Linked DNA regions of Homo sapiens: region 1 is linked to region 2. A link is an interaction called in ENCODE POLR2A ChIA-PET data of the cell type or tissue named here. Cell type or tissue: GM12878. All regions are shown on one strand. Links, peaks and the distances in the headings refer to the core of each region. The heading gives the core; the rest is flanking DNA.

Region 1 (10,180 bases), core at 3,175-8,174, 88 kb before region 2:
ATTAGCTGGGCATGATGGTGCGCATCTGTAATCCCAGGTACTCGGGAGGCTGAGGCAGATGAATTGCTTGAACCTGGGAGGCAGAGGTTGCAGTGAGCCTAGATCGCATCACTGTACTCCAGCCTGTGTGACAAGAGCAAAACTCCGTCTCAAATAAATAAGTAAAATAAATCAGATGTTTTTCACTTTTCCTTCCTGTCCTCCTCAAATGTGTGGTATTTCATTAAATTGTGTTCAATGGGTACCAGCTGGATGCAGGGCACTCTGGGGTCACTATGGCTGGAGTGCAGGGTAGGGGTGAAGGGATAGTGGGTGTCAGAGGCATTTGAACCAGAGTAACTCCATTTTGAATAGGGGCTGAGTAGAATGAGGCTGAGACCTGCTGGGCTGCATTCCCAGGAGGTTAAGGCATTCTTAGTCATAGGACGAGATAGGAGGTCAGCATAAGATATAGGTCATAAAAACCATGCTTATAAAGCAGGTTGTAATAAAGAAGCCAGCCAAATCCCAGCAAAACCAAGATGGCGACGAGAGTGACCTCTTGTCATCCTCACTGCTACAGTCCACCAGCCCCATCACAGTTTACAAATGCCATGGCAATGTCAGGAAGTTGCCCTTTATGATCTAAAAAGGGGAGGCATGAATAATCCACCCCTTGTTTAGCATATAATCAAGAAATAACCACAAAAATGGGCAACCAGCAGCCCTTGGGGCTACTCTGTTGAGTGACCATTCTTTATTCATTTACTTTCCTATAAATTTGCTTTCACTTTATGGACTCTGAATTATTTATTTTGCTAGATCCAAGAACCCTCTCTTGGGGTCTGGATTGGGATCCCTTCCCAGTAACATGCGCATGTGCTAGAAGGTAGGGAAACAGCTCCAGTCATATGTTCACTCAGCCAGAGTAAGATAAACTAGGAAAACAAATACACTCAGAAAACCAGGAGAAGGAAAAAGAGGAAGAAACGCTGTGGAAATCGTGAGTGCCATAACTGTCACTGTCATTTGGAAAGAATATTTTCACAGTGGAGGCATTATATTCTCTGGTCTGGGGCATGGCCACGGAGATGAGAACATGACACGTAGCTCCTTGGAGCATGTTGCCAAACATGTCTAGATCTATAAGAAAAATATCAGGACTGGCAAAATGAGACAACTCCTGAAAGAAAGAAACTGCTGACAAAATGGGCAAAATGGTCAATTCTAATTAGAAATAATTATAAATTAAATGAGGCCCAGCATGGTGGCTCATACCTATAATCCCAGCACTTTGGGAGGCTGAAGACAAGAAGATCACTTGAGACCAGGAGTTGGGAGACCAATCTGGGATACATAATGAGACCCCTACAAAAAAATTTTAAAAGCCAGTCATGGTGGCATATTCCTGAAGTCCTGGAACCACCTTTGCAAAATGTAACAGTGAGAAAATTACAACAGTGAAATAAATCTGACCTAACAGACTATATCTTGCTTCTAACCTCCAAGCTATCCTTGTTCATTCCTGAACTAACTTTAGGCTGAACTAACTTTGGGAGGAATTTAGTTTATAGTTTAACTTTGAAATGATGATAACAGCTCTTTCCTGAAATAAACCCTCTTCTTGCCTGGTGCCAGAGTGTCTTTTTAGGACGAATAAATTAGCCACAAGATTCGCAATTCCCCAATTACTCCTGCAATAACATCACTATTGTAGAACCTAAGATTGGCCTTTTGAGGTGTCTTTTCAGGTTTTTGCATTTCTTTTTTTTTTTCTTTTTCTTTTTTTTTTTTTTGAGATGGAATCTCACTCTGTTTCCCAGGCTGGAGTACAGTGGCACCCCATCTCGGCTCACTGCAACCTCCGCCTCCTCGGTTCAAGTGATTCTCCTGTCTCAGACTCCCAAGTAGCTGGGATTACAGGTGTGTGCCACCACGCCTGCTTAATTTTTGTATTTTTAGTGGAGAGGGGGTTTCACCATGTTGGCCAGGCCAATCTCAAACTCCTGACCTCAGGTGATCTGCCCGCCTCAGCTTCCCAGAGTGCTGGGATTACTGGTGTAAGCCACCATGCCCGGCCAGGTTTTTGCATTTCTGACGACTGCCACTCAGACCTGCCAGCTGTTCCTGTGGTCCCCACCCAGGAATCACTTCAGCCCAAGAGGATAGCTTCAACTCCATAAGATCTCATCTCTGACCCAACTAATGGGCACTCCCCATTCCCTAGCCCTGCTGCCCACCAAACTATCCTTGAAAAACCCTAGTCTGAATTTTTGGAGAGACTGTTTTGAGTAATAAAACTCTGGTCTCTCATTCAGCCGTGAATGAAAGTCTCTCCCCAGTGCAGTTTCTCTTGTCTTGACAGATTGGCTCTATCTGGGCAGCAAGCAAAATGAACCATTGTGTTACTGGAAAGAGGTCCCGATCTGGCTCTATCTGGGCAGCAAGCAAAATGAACCCATTGTGTTACTGGAAAGGGGTTCCAATCCAGACCCCAAGAGAGGGTTCTTGGACCTTGTGCAAGAAAGAATTCGGGGCGAGTTCATAGAGTAAAGTGAAAGCAAGTTTATTAGAGAAGTAAAGAAACAAAAGAATGGCTGGCTACTCCATAGGCACAGTAGTGGCATGGGCTGCCCCACTGAGTATACTTATAGTTATTTCTTGATCATATGCTAAATAAGGGGTAGGTTATTCATGAACGTTCTGGAAAAGGGGCGGGCAATTCCTAGAACTAAGGGTTTCTCCCCACTTAAGACCATATAGGGTAACTTCTAGGCATTTGTAAACTCATGGCACTGGTGGGCATGTGTTTTACCATGCTAATACATTATAATTAGTGTATTTTGAGCAGTGAGGATGACCAGAGATCACTTTTATTGCCATCTTGGTTTTGGTGGGTTTTGGCTGGCTTCTTTACCGCAACCAGTCTTATTAGCAGGGACTTTGTGACCTGTTTCTTTTTTTTCTTTCTTTCTTTTTTTTTTTTTTTTTTTTTGGCGTGAACATGGCTCACTGTATCCTTCACCTTTGAGGCTTTGTACATAACATTGTAAAACTGGGCCAGACACAATGGCTCATGCCTGTATTCCCAGCACTTTGGGAGGCTGAGATGGGTGGATCAGCTGAGCCCAGGAATTCGAGACCAGGCTGGACAATATGGTGAAACCCCATTTCTACAGAAAATACAAAACTGGGCTGGGCACGGTGGCTCACGCCTGTAATCCCAGCACTTTGGGAGGCCGAGGCGGGCGGATCACAAGGTCAGGAGATCGAGACCATCCTGGCTAACATGGTAAAACCCCATCTCTACTAAAAATATAAAAAATTAGCCAGGCGTGGTGGTGGGCGCCTGTAGTCCCAGCTACTCAGGAGGCTGAGGCAGGAGAATGGCGTGAACCCGGAAGGTGGAGCTTGCAGTGAGCCAAGATTGCGCCACTGCACTCCAGCCTGGGCGACAGAGTGAGACTCCATCTCAAAAAAAAAAAAGAAGAAAATACAAAACTGATCTGGGTGTGGTGGTGTGTGACTGTAGTCCCAGCTATTCAGGAAGCTGAGGTGGGAGGATCACCTGAGCCTGGGTAGGTTGAGGCTGCAGTGAGCTGATATCCAGCCATTGCACTCCATCACTCCAAAACTGTTCACAAGTATAGTTTCAGTTATGTTTAATGATAAATATTATTAAAGGATATGGAGATGCTATATGGGGGAAAAAACTTCACGCACAAGAAGGAAGCAATCCAAAACAGTTACAGTATTTATTTCAGGGTTGTTCAATTATAGCTGTTGCTTTTCTTCTTTATACTTTTCTGAAATTCATGTTTTCTGTAATGACCCTTTATTACTTTTACATTACCAAAAAAAGGTAGTCTAGCATCGTTAGAACTTCTTTATGAACTTCTTAAGTGTACTAAAATCCTTGTGACAATTCTACTAGAAATGCTATTTCAACCTGTGAGATTCCTACCCACCATGAGCTAAATGATACCTTCCAGAAATAAGAGAATGGGTTCTTTAAGGATATTTTCTTTTTTCTGTAGGGGAAAGGGGAACTTTTCGTTCACCCTCTGAAAGTTCAATAATTTGTCTCTGGAATAAACTTGACAGTAGACAGATTAACAAGAGGAAAGACACACAAATTTATTATGTGCACATATGCATGGAGGCCTCACAAAATATGAAACTCCCAGAAGAGCCAGTGTGTGTACCATCTTGAGGCCATGGAAAGGAATAGGGGACCTGGGGCTTGGTGGGGGTGCAGAGAGGGTGTGGAGAGGGTACATCTGGTGCTGCACTTGGTGGGGGTGCGGAGAGGAGGTCACGGCACAAATTCTAGAAGGGAGAGGGGAGGAAATGCACAGCCCACAAAGGTTGCCTTATGCAGATAAAATCTCTCAGGTAGCACCCTTCAGAAGGGTGGCCGCCTGTGGTAATCTCTATCTGGGACGTGTCGACCCACAATCTCCTCTTCCTGTGATATGATTTTTCCTAGTTCCATCTCTAGGCAGATAAGGGGGGCTCAGAGAAAGCCTCTGCTTGCATCTGCTGTTTGCTAATGTAGATTTCCTTTTACAAAATTCTTTCATAAATTTCTTTCACAAAAGGAGATCTTTTCAGAGCTATTCCTGTGTCTTTAGTTTCTTGGAATAGCCATCTCAAAATATGCCAAAGTATATTTTGAGGTGACATTAATTCTCGTCTTCCACAGTCATATTTTGGGGTGGTGTTCTGAGCCCCAACATTCCAGTCCCCTGGTCCCTGAATGTCATGGTGAGGTACCTTGGATGGGGATATTTTCACCTTTTGGGCTGCACTCTCCATGGCTGCTATGATTTTGGAAATGTTTATTCTTTAGTTTGGGGAAATTTACTTACTTGAACTATTTATTTAATGATTCCCTAACATCTAACACTTCTAGGACTACCCCCCAACCGCCCCCCGCCCCAGCCTCCAACACACACACACACACACACACACACACACACACACAATTTCTCCTGGAACTCTCTCTCTCTCTTTTTCTTTCTGTGAGACACCATCTCACTCCCGTCACCCAGGCTGGAGTGCAGTGGCACAATTGTTACCGGAAAGGGATCCCAATCCAGACCCCAAGAGGATTCTTGGACCTTGAGTAAGAAAGAATTCAGGTAAAGAAAGAATTTGAGTAAAGGGAAAGCAAGCTAAGAAAGTAAAGGAATAAAAGAATGGCTACTCTGTAGGCATAGTGGCCCTGAGGGCTGCTAGTTGGCTATTTTTATAGTTATTTCTTGAGTATATGCTAAACAAGGGGTGGATTATTCATGAGTTTTTTGGGGGCGAGGGGTTGGGGGGGCAGGGGAAGGAAAGGATAGGCAATTCCTGGAACTGAGGGTTCCTCCCCCTTTTAGACCATATAGGGTAACTTCCTAACATTGCCATGGCATTTGTAAACTGTCATGGCACTGGTGGGCATGTCTTTTTGCATGCTAATATATTTAATTATCATGTAATGCGCAGTAGGACCACCAGAGGTCACTTTCCTCACCTTCTTGGTTTTGGTGGGTTTTGGCCAGCTTCTTTACCACATCCTTTTATCAGCAAGGTCTTTGTGACCTGTACATTGTGCTGACCTATCTCATCCTGTGACTTAGAATACCTAACCTCCTGGGAATGCAGCCCAGTAGGTCTTGGCCTTATTTTACCCAGCGCCTATTCAAGATGGAGTCGCTGTGGTTCAAACACCTCTGACATGATCATGGCTCCCTGCAGCCTCAACTTCCCAGGCTCAGATGATCCTCCCACCTCAGCCTCCTGAGTAGCTAGGACTACAGGTACATGGGACCATGCCTGGCTAATTTTTTGTACTTTTTAATAGAGATGTGGTTTCACCATGTTGCCCAGGCTGGTCTGCAACTTCTGGGCTCAAGTGATCAGCCCACCTTGGCCTTTCAAAGTGTTGGGATTACAGGTGTGAGCCATGGTGGCTGGCCTGGAACTCTTATTGTAACTGCCTGACAGGTTCTTCCTGCCCACTGAACGAAGAAAATCAATTCTCAGCATTGGGCCAGCTGCAGTGGCTCATGCCTGTAATCCCAGCACTTTGGGAGGCTGAGACAGGCAGATCACTTGAGGTCACGAGCTCGAGGCCAGCCTGGCCAACATGGTGAAACCCTGTCTCTACTAAATAAACAAAAATTAGCCCAGTGTGGTGGTGTGCGCCTGTAATCCCAGCTACTTGGGAGGCTGAGGCAGGAGAATCACTTGAACCCAGGAGGCAAAGATTGCAGTGAGCCAAGATCACTCCACTGCACTCCAGCCTGCGCAACAGAGCAAGACTCTGTCTCAAAAAAAAAAAAAATCTCAGCATTGCAGTGGAGAGTTCAACTGACGCCAGGCCAGCCATGCCATGTGGGAGATGGAGTTATCACTCAAATCAGTCTCATCAAAGGCTTAAAGGTTAGGAGTTTTTCAAAGGTAGTTTGGGGGAAAGGGTGGGGGTGGCTAGACAGTGGGTGCTTGCTGCCGATTGGTTGGGGTGCAATCATAGGGATGTGGGAAATGATCTTCTTGCATGCTGAATCACTCCTGGGTGAGGCCACAGGAGCTGTTGATCAGTAGGTCCAGGTAAAGCATGGGTGTCAGACATGCAAGAAACCTGAGAAAGTATCCCAAAAGGTCAATCTTAGGTTCTACAGTAGTGATGTTATCTGAAGGAATAATTGGGGAAGTTGCATATCTTATGACCTCCAGAATTATGGCTGGCAATCGTTTATGTTTACACCTTAGCAGAATTCAGGCTCCTCTCTGCCCCCTAGCCCAGTGGTCTCTAATTAGCTTTACAAAGGTGATTGAGTTTGGGGGAAGGGCTATTATAATTTAAACTATAAACTAAATGTCTCCTAAAGTTAGCTTGGCAGCTTGAAGGCTAAAAGTGAAGATGGCCGAATAGGAACAGCTCCAGTCTACAGCTCCCAGCGTGAGCGACACAGAAGACGAATGATTTCTGCATTTCCAACTGAGGTACCGGGTGCATCTCACTGGGGATTGTCAGACAGTGGGTGCAGGACAGTGTGTGCCGTGCATTGAGCCCGAGCCGAAGCAGGGTGAGGCATCGCCTCCCCGGGGAAGCACAAGGGGTCAGGGGAATTCCCTTTCCTAGCCAAGGAAAGGGGTGACGGACGACACCTGGAAAATCGGGTCACTCCCACCCTACTACTGCGCTTTTCCGACAGTCTTAGCAAACGGCACACCAGGAGATTATATCCCGTGCCTGGCTCGGAGGGTCCTACGCCCACGGAGCCTCGCTCATTGCTAGCACAGCAGTCTGAGATCGAACTGCAAGGCAGCAGTGAGGCTGGGGGAGGGGCGCCCGCCATTGCTGAGGCTTGAGTAGGTAAACAAAGCGGTTGGGAAGCTCAAACTGGGTGGAGCCCACCACAGCTCAAGGAGGCCTGCCTGCCTCTGTAGACTCCACTTCTGGGGGCGGGCATAGCCAAACAAAAGGCAGCAGAAACCTCTGCAGACTTAAATGTCCCTGTCTGACAGCTTTGAAGAGAGTAGTGGTTCTTCCAGCACGCAGCTGGAGATCTGAGAACGGACAGACTGCCTCCTCAAGTGGGTCCCTGACCCCTGAGTAGCCTAACTGGGAGGCACCCCAATTAGGGGCAGACTGACACCTCACATGGCCAGGTACTTCTCTGAGACAAAACTCCCAGAGGAATGATCAAGTAGCAACATTTTCTGTTCACCAATATCCACTGTTCTGCAGCCTCTGCTGCTGATACCCAGGCAAACAGGGTCTGGAATGGACCTCCGGCAAACTCCAACAGACCTGTAGCTGAGGGTCCTGACTGTTAGAAGGAAAAGAAACAGAAAGGACATCCACACCAAAACCCCATCTGTACATCACCATCATCAAAGACCAAAGGTAGATAAAACCACAAAGATGGGGAAAAAACAGAGCAGAAAAACTGAAAATTCTAAAAATCAGAGCGCCTCTCCTCCTCCAAAGGAACGCAGCTCCTCACCAGCAATGGAACAAAGCTGGACGGAGAATGACTTTGATGAGTTGAGAGAAGAAGGCTTCAGACAATCAAACTACTCTGAGCTAAAGGAGGAAGTTCGAACCCATGGCAAAGAAGTTAAAAACCTTGAAAAAAGATTAGACGAATGGCTAACTAGAATAACCAGCGTAGAGAAGCCCTTAAATGACCTGATGGAGCTGAAAACCATGGCACAAGAACTACGTGACAAATGCACAAGCCTCAGTAGCCGATTCAATCAACTGGAAGAAAGGGTATCAGTGATGGAAGATCAAATGAATGAAATGAAATGAGAAGTTTAGAGAAAAAAGAAGAAAAAGAAATGAACAAAGCCTCTAAGAAATATGGGACTCTGGGAAAAGACCAAATCTACGTTTGATTGGTGTACCTGCAAGTGACGGGGAGAATGGAACCAAGTTGGAAAACACTCTGCAGGATATTATCCAGGAGAACTTCCCCAATCTAGCAAGGCAGGCCAACATTCAAATTCAGGAAATACAGAGAACACCACAAAGATACTCCTCGAGAAGAGCAACTCCAAGACACATAATTGTCAGATTCACCAAAGTTGAAATGAAGGAAAAAATGTTAAGGGCAGCCAGAGAGAAAGATCGGATTACTCACAAAGGGAAGCCCATCAGACTAACAGCTGATCTCTCAGCAGAAACTCTACAAGCCAGAAGAGAGTGGGGGCCAATATTCAACATTCTTAAAGAAAAGAATTTTCAACCCAGAATTTCATATCCAGCCAAACTAAACTTCATAAGTGAAGGAGAAATAAAATACAGACAAGCAAATGCTGAGAGATTTTGTCACCACCAGGCCTGCCCTAAAAGAACTCCTGAAGGAAGCACTAAACATGGAAAGGAACAACCGGTACCAGCCACTGCAAAAACATGCCAAATTGTAAAGACCATCGAGACTAGGAAGAAACTTCATCAACTAACAAGCAAAATAACCAGCTAACATCATAATGACAGGATCAAATTCACACATAACCATATTAACCTTAAATGTAAATGGACTAAATGTTCCAATTAAAAGACCCAGAGTGGCAAATTGGATAAAGAGTCAAGACCCATCAGTCTGCTGTATTCAGGAAACCCATCTCACATGCAAAGATGCACATAGGCTCAAAGTAAAGGGATGGAGGAAGATCTACCAAGAAAATGGAAAACAAAAAAAGGCAGGGGTTGCAATCCTAGTCTCTGATAAAACAAACTTTAAACCAACAAAGATCAAAAGAGACAAAGAAGGCCATTACATAATGGTAAAGGGATCAATTCAGCAAGAAGAGCTAACTATCCTAAATATATATGCACCCAATACAGGAGCACCCAGATGCATAAAGCAAGTCCTTAGAGACCTACAAAGAGACTTAGACTCCCACACAATAATAAGGGGAGACTTTAACACCCCACTGTCACATTAGACAGATCAACGAGACAGAAAGTTAACAAGGATATCCAGGACTTGAACTCAGCTCTGCACCAAGTGGACCTAATAGACATCTACAGAACTCTCCACCCCAAATCAACAGAATATACATTCTTTTCAGCACCACACCACACCTATTCCAAAATTGACCACATAGTTGGAAGTAAAGCACTCCTCAGCAAATGTAGAAGAATAGAAATTATAACAAACTGTCTCTCAGACCACAGTGCAATCAAACTAGAACTCAGGATTAAGAAACTCACTCTCAAAACCACTCAACTACATGGAAACTGAACAACTTGCTCCTGAATGACTACTGGGTACATAACGAAATGAAGGCAGAAATAAAGATGTTCTTTGAAACCAACGAGAACAAAGACACAACATACCAGAATCTCTGGGACACATTCAAAGCAGTGTGTACAGGGAAATTTATAGCACTAAATGCCCACAAGAGAAAGCAGGAAAGATCTAAAATTGACACCCTAACGTCACAATTAAAAGAACTAGAGAAGCAAGAGCAAACATATTCAAAAGCTAGCAGAAGACAAGAAATAACTAAGATCAGAGCAGAACTGAAGGAAATAGAGACACAAAAAACCCTTCAAAAAATCAATGAATCCAGGAGCTGGTTTTTTGAAAAGATCAACAAAATTGATAGACCGCTAGCAAGACTAATAAAGTAGAAAAGAGAGAAGAATCAAATAGATGCAATAAAAAATGATAAAGGGGATATCACCACTGAT
Region 2 (8,569 bases), core at 2,795-7,794:
TGTGGTTCACACCTGTAATCCCAGCACTTTGGGAGGCCGAGGCCAGCGGATCACGAGGTCAGGAGTTCGAGACCAGCCTGACCAACATGGTGAAACCCCGTCTCTGCTAAAAATACAAAAATTAGCTGAGTGTGGTCGTGGGCACCTGTAATCCCAGCTACTCAGGAGGCTGAGGCAGGAGAATCACTTGAACCCGGGAGGCGGAGGTTGCAGTGAGCCAAGATCGTGCCACTGTACTCCAGCCTGGGTGACAAAGCGAGACTCCGTCTCAAAAAAAAAAAAAAAAAAAAAAAGCGAGTCTTTTCCAAATAACATTCTACAAAATAACTGGCTCATATTGTTTAAAAATTGAGGCTATGAAAGACAAAGACAAAGTTCCAGGTGAAAGAGTGTTAGATAACAAAATGCCAAGTGTGACTCTTAGATTGGATCTTGGACCAGGAAAACCATTTTTGCCCTTTATTATAAAAGAATTTAGTGGGACAATTGATGCAATTTGGAGAAAGTTGTAGACCAGATTAATAGCGTTGTACCAATGTTAATTTTCTGACTTTGATTATTATACTCTGGTTATATAAGTGGATGGCCTCATCTTTAGGAAATATGCACCTGAAATATTTCAGGGTAAAGGGGCATGGTGTCTGCATCTTTCCCTCATTTTTTCCAAGTTTGAAATTATTTTAAACTAAAAAGTTAAAGAGCCTTTTGCCCTAACTCAGCCTCCAAATAGCAGCACTTCCCTTTGGTTATGGAATCTTGACACAGGCCAAGGATTGAAAGGAGGGCTGCAATGTTCTAGGAGGTGGAACTGGGTGCTCACCTGCTTGTTTGGAAACCCTTCATAGTTAGATCAGAGTTCTAAACCAGACCCTTTCTGTCTAGGAGGGAATTGGTTCTACTTAGGCCTTAAAAGGGTCCAAGACCCTTGTTAACCTCAGAGGAGGGAAACTTGAAGGAGAAAACCATGATGACCCTTATATTTTCTTACCTTGTCTCTGTCCTCTTAGTGAAAGGAACCTCTTGGTGGTTCAGATAAGGACAGGCAGTGTGATGCCTTGGAAAGGGTTGGAGTGAAGAAATAGGATGTGGCCTAAAAGCTGTTGAATGCACAGGGCTTGCCCAGAGGGTCTGGAGCTGCGCGATGCCCAAGCTGGGATTAGACTATTCTGCATTTTGTCCCACAACCCACTCAAATAGCTTAAATTAAAGGGAGGATTTTCTGAAAGGTTGTAGGAGTCTCATGGAACTCAAGGGAGGGGAAGTGTCACTGGCTCTGATGCGTAGGGAAACCACATGTTTCAGTTGGCCCTGGGCAGTCTTGGTGGATGCTTGTGGTCCCAGCACAGTTATTAATAGTGCCTCTCCTTATTCTCAAAAGTGTCCTGTTTGATTGATACATCATATGACTGTGTTGTCACAGGATTAGAATCAGGAACCCGGGCCATCTCTCACTGCCCCTCCCATGCCACCTCATGGTTCTCTGCACATTTGCTTTTTTCTGTCTCTCACCTCTGTTTTTGTCTGTCTCTCCCTCCTCTGGTTTCCTCTGTTCTGATTCCTAAGAGAGGGAGTCTTGTATTGGAAACACGGTGGCAAGTCCTCACAGAAGGAAGTAGCAGGTCTGGCTGACACTCTGAGGGGCCCCTACTCCTGAAGTTGGTCAGGGACTGAGATGGGAAAAGAAAAGGACTCAGGGGAAGGGGAATTAGGTCCCTGGTTTCCAGCAGTGATCTTGAAGTTCTCCCCAACTTGAAGATCCTAGTATATTCTTCCTATTCCATTCCTTTCCATTTGTATTTGTCACCTTGGGGCTGTTTCACCTGGGTCTTCTAGTTGGATGACACAAACTGCTGTGGAATTGGGCCTATGCCATGAGCAGGAGTGTTGTGGCTGGCTCCAGCTCCCTGGTGGTCTTCATCCATACCCCTGCTCTCTACCTCTGCTTCTTCCTGGCTCCTACACCCTCCTGCCTTGGCCTTTCTGGTTTGGCTCCCTTGCTCCCCCACTCTGCCCTGGTGTACTCTTTGTGCTTCTATCTCTGCTGCAGAATTCTTAAGGTAGAATCAGCTTGCTCTGGCCCTCAGGGCTATGAAAGCCCCTCCCAGCAGGAGCTGGGACTGAGAAGAAAAACCAGACAGAGGCGGGAGGGAAGGCATCCTGAGGCCCCCAAAAAGCATGGCAGGATCTCTCAAAGCAGAAAAGGATCTAGGGCTAGGCCTGTGCTGTGCAATAGGGCAGCCACTAGCCACACGCAGCTATTTAAATTATCATTAAGTCTTTTGAACCTGGGAGGCAGAGGTTGCAGTGAGCCGAGATCGCGCCACTGCACTCCAGCCCTGGCGACAGAGTGAGACTCCATCCCAAAAAACAATTAAAAAAAAATCACTAAGTTAATTAAGTTTTAATTTTTTGAGACAGAGTCTCGCTCTGTCACCCAGGCTGGAGTGCAGTGGGACGATCCTGGCTCACTGCAGCCTTGACCGCCTAGGCTCAAGCAATCCCCCTGCCTCAGCCTCCCATGTAGTTGGGACTATAGGCATGCAGTGCCACACCAGGTTAATTTTTGTGTTTTTAGTAGAGATGGGGTTTCATTATGTTGCCCAGCCTGGTCTCAAACTCTTGAACTCAGGAGATCCTCCCACCGTGGCCTCCCAAAGTGCTGGGATTACAGGTGTAAGCCACCGTGCCTGGCCCCTTGAAGTTAAGTAAAATACAAAACTCAGTTGCACCAGCCACATTTCAAGTGTTTGCTTGGCCACAAGTGGCTGTGGCTTCTGTGTTGGATGGCACAGATGTAGCACATGTCATCGTCACAGAAGTTCCGTCAGCCAGCACTGGAGAGCACTTGCTCCCTTTTCACCCAAGCGCTATTTAAAGTGGTTTCTTTGTGTGTTCTAGTAGCTGCCACAAGTGCTCTTAGAGAATAGATTGGATGGGTGAAAAGAAAGCATGATTTGTATTAGGTTGGTGCAAAAGTAATTGTGGTTTTTGCCATTAAAAGTGATAGTGAATGGAACATTTCAGTTGCCTTTACCACTGGCCAGTAAGTCAGGATGTTTTCATAGTGCCTTTTATCATAGAATTCTAGTATGTTCCTGCTAATGGAGACTTTCCTATCATTCTAGGGCTGGATTTCCCTAACTCCAGTTATTCTGCTGCTGCCGCCATCATTTTTGCCACATCCTAGGACTGCATGTGCTATTTATTCCACGTTGTCTTTTAAATTGGTTCATGTTTTTACTTCAGAATTTTTTTGAGACATTTCGCTCTTGTTGCCCAAGCTGGAGTGCAATGGCATGATCTCGGCTTATGCAACCTCTGCCTCCCAGGTTCAAACGATTCTCCTGCTTCAGCCTCACAAGTAGCTGGGATTACAGGTGCCTGCTACCATGCCCGGCTATTTTTTTATTTTTTTATTTTTTTTATTTTTTAGTAGAGACTGGGTTTCACCATGTTGGCCAGCCTGGTCTTAAACTCCTGACCTCAGGTGATCCACCCGCCTTGGCCTCCCAAAGTGCTGGGATTACAGGCGTGAGCCACTGTGCCCAGCCTTACTTCAGTTTGAAAAGGAAATAGCCTTATTATAAATGGAAAACCATCAAAGGAAAATACATTTTTTAAGCAGGTGTTTTTTTTAAAGAATAATATATATATAGGAAGTGCCCACCTTGTCAGGGTACAACTTATGACTTTCAGAGTAATGTTATGTTGTTTCTGGTGGATTGTTTTCCTTATCAAATTCTAGCAGATTCCCCTCTTTACGGAAGGCTCTGAGCCTGGATTAGCTTCCCTTTTCTTTAAGAAAGAGATTAACAAACGTATACAGGTGCTGAAGACATTGTGGTACCAAATGGAGTCTTTCTCCCTGACAAAATCAGAAGCATTTAAAAAAGATCTGAGAAGCAACAACTGCTTCATTCTTATTGAAAGTACACTCTTGTCTTTGGTTCAAGAGGGGTTTATGTAGAGCAGGCCTGAGGGCAGGTGGCGTGCAGCACACTGGAGATTTTTTGGCTGCAGGTCCCCCTTCACATTCTTGGTAATCATTGAGTACCCCAGAGAGCTTTGTTTTTGTGGATAATATTAATATTTGCCATATAAAAATCAAAAGACATTTATTTCTAAGGTCTATATTCATTAAGATGACAATCAGCCTATTACATGTTAACAAAAATAATACATTTTATGGAAAAGGACTATTTTTCCAAACAGAAAATTCAATGAAAGAGTAATTGTTGTACATGCTTTCGCAAGTCTTTTTAATGTCTGGCTTAATAGAAGAGCTGGATTCTCTCACCTACTTCTGCATTTCATGTCATTTCTTGCCATGTCACCTGTCAGGTAGCTTCTGGAAAACTCTACTGAACGCTCAGAATGACAGTGAAAATGGCAAGTCTTTATTAATGAAAATGGCTTCCATCTTGCAGACTCCTTGAAAAGGTTTCCAGGTGCCCCACCCCCACCCCCACCAGTGGTTTCGCCAGACCACGCTCTGAGAACCACTGGTGAAGTGACTGGCACACTGGACTACAAGACTGAAGATGGCTGGTTGCAGTGGCTCACGCCTGTAATCACAACAGTTTGGGAGGCCGAGGCAGGAGAATCGCTTGAGCCCAGGAGTTTGAGACCAGCCTGGACAACACAGACCTCATCTCTACAAAAAATTTAAAAATTAGCCGGGTGTGGTCATACGTGCCTCTAGTCCCGGCTACTTGGGAGGCTGAGGTAGGGGCATTGCTTGAGCCCAGGAGGTGGAGGCTGCAGTGAGCCATGATTGCGACACTGCATCCAGCTTGGGTAACAGAGAGAGATCCTGTCTCAAAAAACAAAAAACAAAAAATACTGAAGATGTCTGCTTACATCTAACGCTTGACACTTGATAGTCCTGTGACTTTATGCAAAGACATTAGGTCACCTGGAACTCCAAGGCTCCAGTTTTCTTTGTTTTTCTTTTTTTGAGACAGAATGTCTGTCACCCAGGCTGGAGTGCAGTGGCGTGATCTCAGCTCACTGCAACCTCCACTTCCTGGGTTCAGGCAATTCTCCTGCCTCAGCCTCCCGAGTAGCTGGGATTACAGGCACCTACCATGCCCGACTAATTTTTGTGTTTTTAGTAGAGATGGGGTTTTGCCATGTTGGCCAGGCTGGTCTCGAACTCCTGACCTCAGGTGATGTGCCTGCAGCCTCCCAAAGTGCTGGGATTACAGGAGTGAGCCACCGCACCTGGCCTCCAGTTTTCTTATCTGTAAACTCGGGATGGAAATTCTGGCTGAGCCTGTTTTACAGGGTTGTTGTGTGTCTCAGATAATGCCTGGGAAACCTCTTTCTGCCAACTGAAAGTGGTATACTTGTAAATGGCATTAGTAAGGATCTTTTGAAGTTTGGTGTCGTCTCTAACATGTAGGACAGTTATTTTTAAAACATCACCATCCCATCTTTATCTCACTTAATTCTGGGGACACCTGTGAAGAGGAAAAGCCAGGATTCTCAGTTTCCAGGCAAGGTAATTGAGGTGAGCAGGTGAGCGATTGGCCAGAAAACACTGACTCATCCTGTGTGCTTCATGTTCAACCTGCATGCTGCTTCCACTGTATACTGGTGCTGGCTGGTGTGGTTTAGCTTGAGCTCTTATCTGACACAAGGCTGTTTGTCTGACACACTGACACAGTCAAACAGGGAGACTCTACCACCCCCAGCAATTCTTTGCTTGAATAAATTACCTTCAGTCTGAGTCACCTAATGGATGAAACACAATTTTCACATTTGAAGAGCTGAGGCCTCCTCCAAGCAGAGGGAACTGTTTAAGAACTCTTTCAAGTGCTGATCTAAAAACTCCCTTGGTAAACAGCCCTGGGATGGTAAACGGATTCTTTTTCTTGACTGGTGGAAGATCTGCTTGCTCTCTCAGATAAGTTTGTACTTTTGAGCCACTCCCCTCCATGGCTCATTTTCTGCAGGGAAAGCAGTCAGCTTACTCTCCTCCCTGGACATTCCTGAAGCCACCCCCACTCTGATCTTGGAAAACACATTTGCTTGTAATTGCAGGAGACAAAGGATCACAGTCAAGTCTTTTCTTTAAGAAACAAGACAGAAAGTCTAAGTTCAATTGTGGCAAGGTGGTTTTAAGATGTATTGAAAGAAATGCTTTATAAAAGCTAGGTTGAACTAAATTCCACAGACTCTGCTCCTTATACACATGGCTTTATTGTTAGGCTCTCCCCTCATGATGCCAGGATGGCTGCTATCTGCTGCAGGCTTTCATTCCATCCTCTTAAACATCTCAAGTGGAAGAAATTTCCTCTAACAGTTGCAGAAAGGTCCCGAAATGAAGTCTCATTGGTTATGATGGGTCATGTCTATCGCCCCTGCTCATCGAACAATCACTGTGGCTAGGAGTATGACTGTGGCCAGGCCCTGTCACATCACTAGGGACTGAGAGGTGGGGGTGAGGACCAAGGAATATTACGGCTGTAACACTGGGGAGACAGGAAAGATTTTGGTTTGTGGCCTCTCATACCTCAATACTTCTGGGAACTGTTACCCAAGTAGCTGTGATCCTCAGTGGAATGGAAACAACTGGGTGGGCTTTTTCTTATGGGGGGGGGGTGGAGCGGGGAAGACTGGCTTTGTGTTCAGTTTCAATGCATCTTTGATGAATAGGCTTGTTGGTGGTTGGAAGTCAGCCAGTCATGCATCATTCCTGGCAGCACAGCCTCATTTATAGAAGGAAACGCTGATGTCAAATCAAGTCTTCTGGGTTTAATACCCTTTGATGGTCACACACTTAGTACAGATAGTCACAAAAAGGGCATCAAGTCAGACTGGCAGGCCCTGAACCTGCCCATCAGAATCACCTGAGGAGTCTTTTAACATACTCTGCACCCAGGTAACAATTTTGTAAAACCTAAATTTGATCAGGTCATGCCCCTGCTTAGAAAAATCTATGATATTTTACAGTTGAAAACAAAAAAGCAGGCATGGTGTTGTACACCTGTAGTCCCAGCTACTTGGAAAGGGCAGGAGGATCCCTTGAGCCCAGGAGTTTGAGGCCACAGTGTGATATGATCATGCCTGTGAATAGCCACCATACTCCAGCCTGGGCATCATAGCAAGACTCTGTCTCTTAAGAAGACAAAAACCCCATCGATTCTCGGCCTTTTGGCTAAGATCAAGTGAAAACAAAAACCCAAAAAACCCCCAAAAACAAAAACACAAAATCAAACAAAAAGCCCTATACTATCCCATTCTCCCACCCTACCCCTGTTTTTTTCTCCCCTAGCCAGTTAACTATATTAGTTTAATGTATTTTAGCTGATGGAGGTATTTATTTCTATGACCAAGTAGTATGTATTGTGTGACTACTTCTTGATTTTTTTCATTTGAGTGACTATCTGTGGACATCCTGCTATGGAAGATGAGGTTTTGTCTCTTTTCACCCTCTGTCCTGTACTTTTCCCATCTGCTGTCTTCTCAGCAGAATCCATTGTGGTCAGTATTTGATTACTTTATTGCAGCTAGGTAAGTGCTATTCACAGTTGAGCCATCTAGTAAACTATGATTATGTTTCCTTTTTGTGGTAGAATGCATTCTTTAATTATTTCTGACAAAGGGTGCATTGGAAATAAATTACTTGAGACTTAAGTAACCCTATGGGAAGAAAACCCATCACATAGAACTAGGTTAAAAGGTTTGATTTTGAGATGTGATTTATGGCCAAAGGAAGAGAAATGGCAAGTAGAGAATAGCAGAGGGAGACAGAATTTCAGTGATGAACTAGCACCAGAAAATCTTCTGCAAAGAAAGAAACAAGAAGTAATCTCCCCTTCTCCCCACTGTGCCATGCCCTCCCATTGTTCATGGGATTGAGTTCAGATGCCTTTATAATGGCCAGGAGGCGTCCTTGCTCCAGCCCCTACCAGGCCAGCCCGTCCGTCCGTGCTGGAGGGTCGAATGTCCCCCTTCTCTGTCTGGTGGAATCCTCTTTCTTCATGTCTGACTTGGGTTGGGTGGCCTTCTCAGCCGTGTGTCTGTTGCTCAACGTGTGTAAGTAGTCTTAGCACTGCTTGAGTTTAATTGTTCACTCTGCCATTTCCCAGCTCTGTGACCATGGGCAAGTTACCTTTCTTTTCCTTGCCTCTATTTCCTCCTTTATAAAATGTGAATAACAACAATAGCACCTACCTGTTAGGATTGTTAGCGATTGCACAAATTGGTGGGGTTAAAGCACTGACAGTAGTGCCTGCCACATAGCAGTCAGTCAGTCTGTGCCCTGTATCCATCCTTCTTTCTCCACAAAGGCAGCGTTGGTGGGTTGTATTCACCAGTGCCCCAGAGAGCTCTCAGCAAATCAGATATCTTTAGCGGCTGGGCAGGGAACCTGAATGAGTGATTCAGACACCAGAGTGATAGGGACTGGAGAGGAGGGTAACCCCTGCCTAAGGGGGCACCTTCTGCTCTGCTTCTAGCTATTTTTTTTCTTTAAATGAAAAGTTTGAGAATTCATTTTTTTTTTAAATGTGAATTTTCCCTGACGTTTACTACACAGCATATCAGCCAAATGTACTAAGCT

Evidence for each region. Peaks named below come from ENCODE experiments on the same cell type or tissue, not always from the same donor. Only the 100,000 strongest peaks of a DNase experiment are listed, where the experiment ranks them.
Region 1: POLR2A ChIA-PET joins it to region 2 with 5 read pairs; 2 of 35 experiments call an interaction of 5 or more read pairs at or near these places.

The regions. Positions count from the first base shown.
Region 1 is chr3:15,394,331-15,404,510 of GRCh38, reverse strand. It overlaps a transcript of METTL6 not described here. Among named protein-coding and RNA genes, the nearest start is that of METTL6, 28 kb to the left of the region's middle. In GM12878, for the core only: a CTCF peak has its summit at 5,482 (motif pointing right); a DNase peak (open chromatin) is centred at 5,496.
Region 2 is chr3:15,307,944-15,316,512 of GRCh38, reverse strand. All of the region lies in intron 2 of SH3BP5 (SH3 domain binding protein 5), which reads left to right. Among named protein-coding and RNA genes, the nearest start is that of SH3BP5, 20 kb to the left of the region's middle. In GM12878, for the core only: no CTCF peak of the experiment used is centred there; a DNase peak (open chromatin) is centred at 5,682; H3K27ac peaks cover 1,334 bases.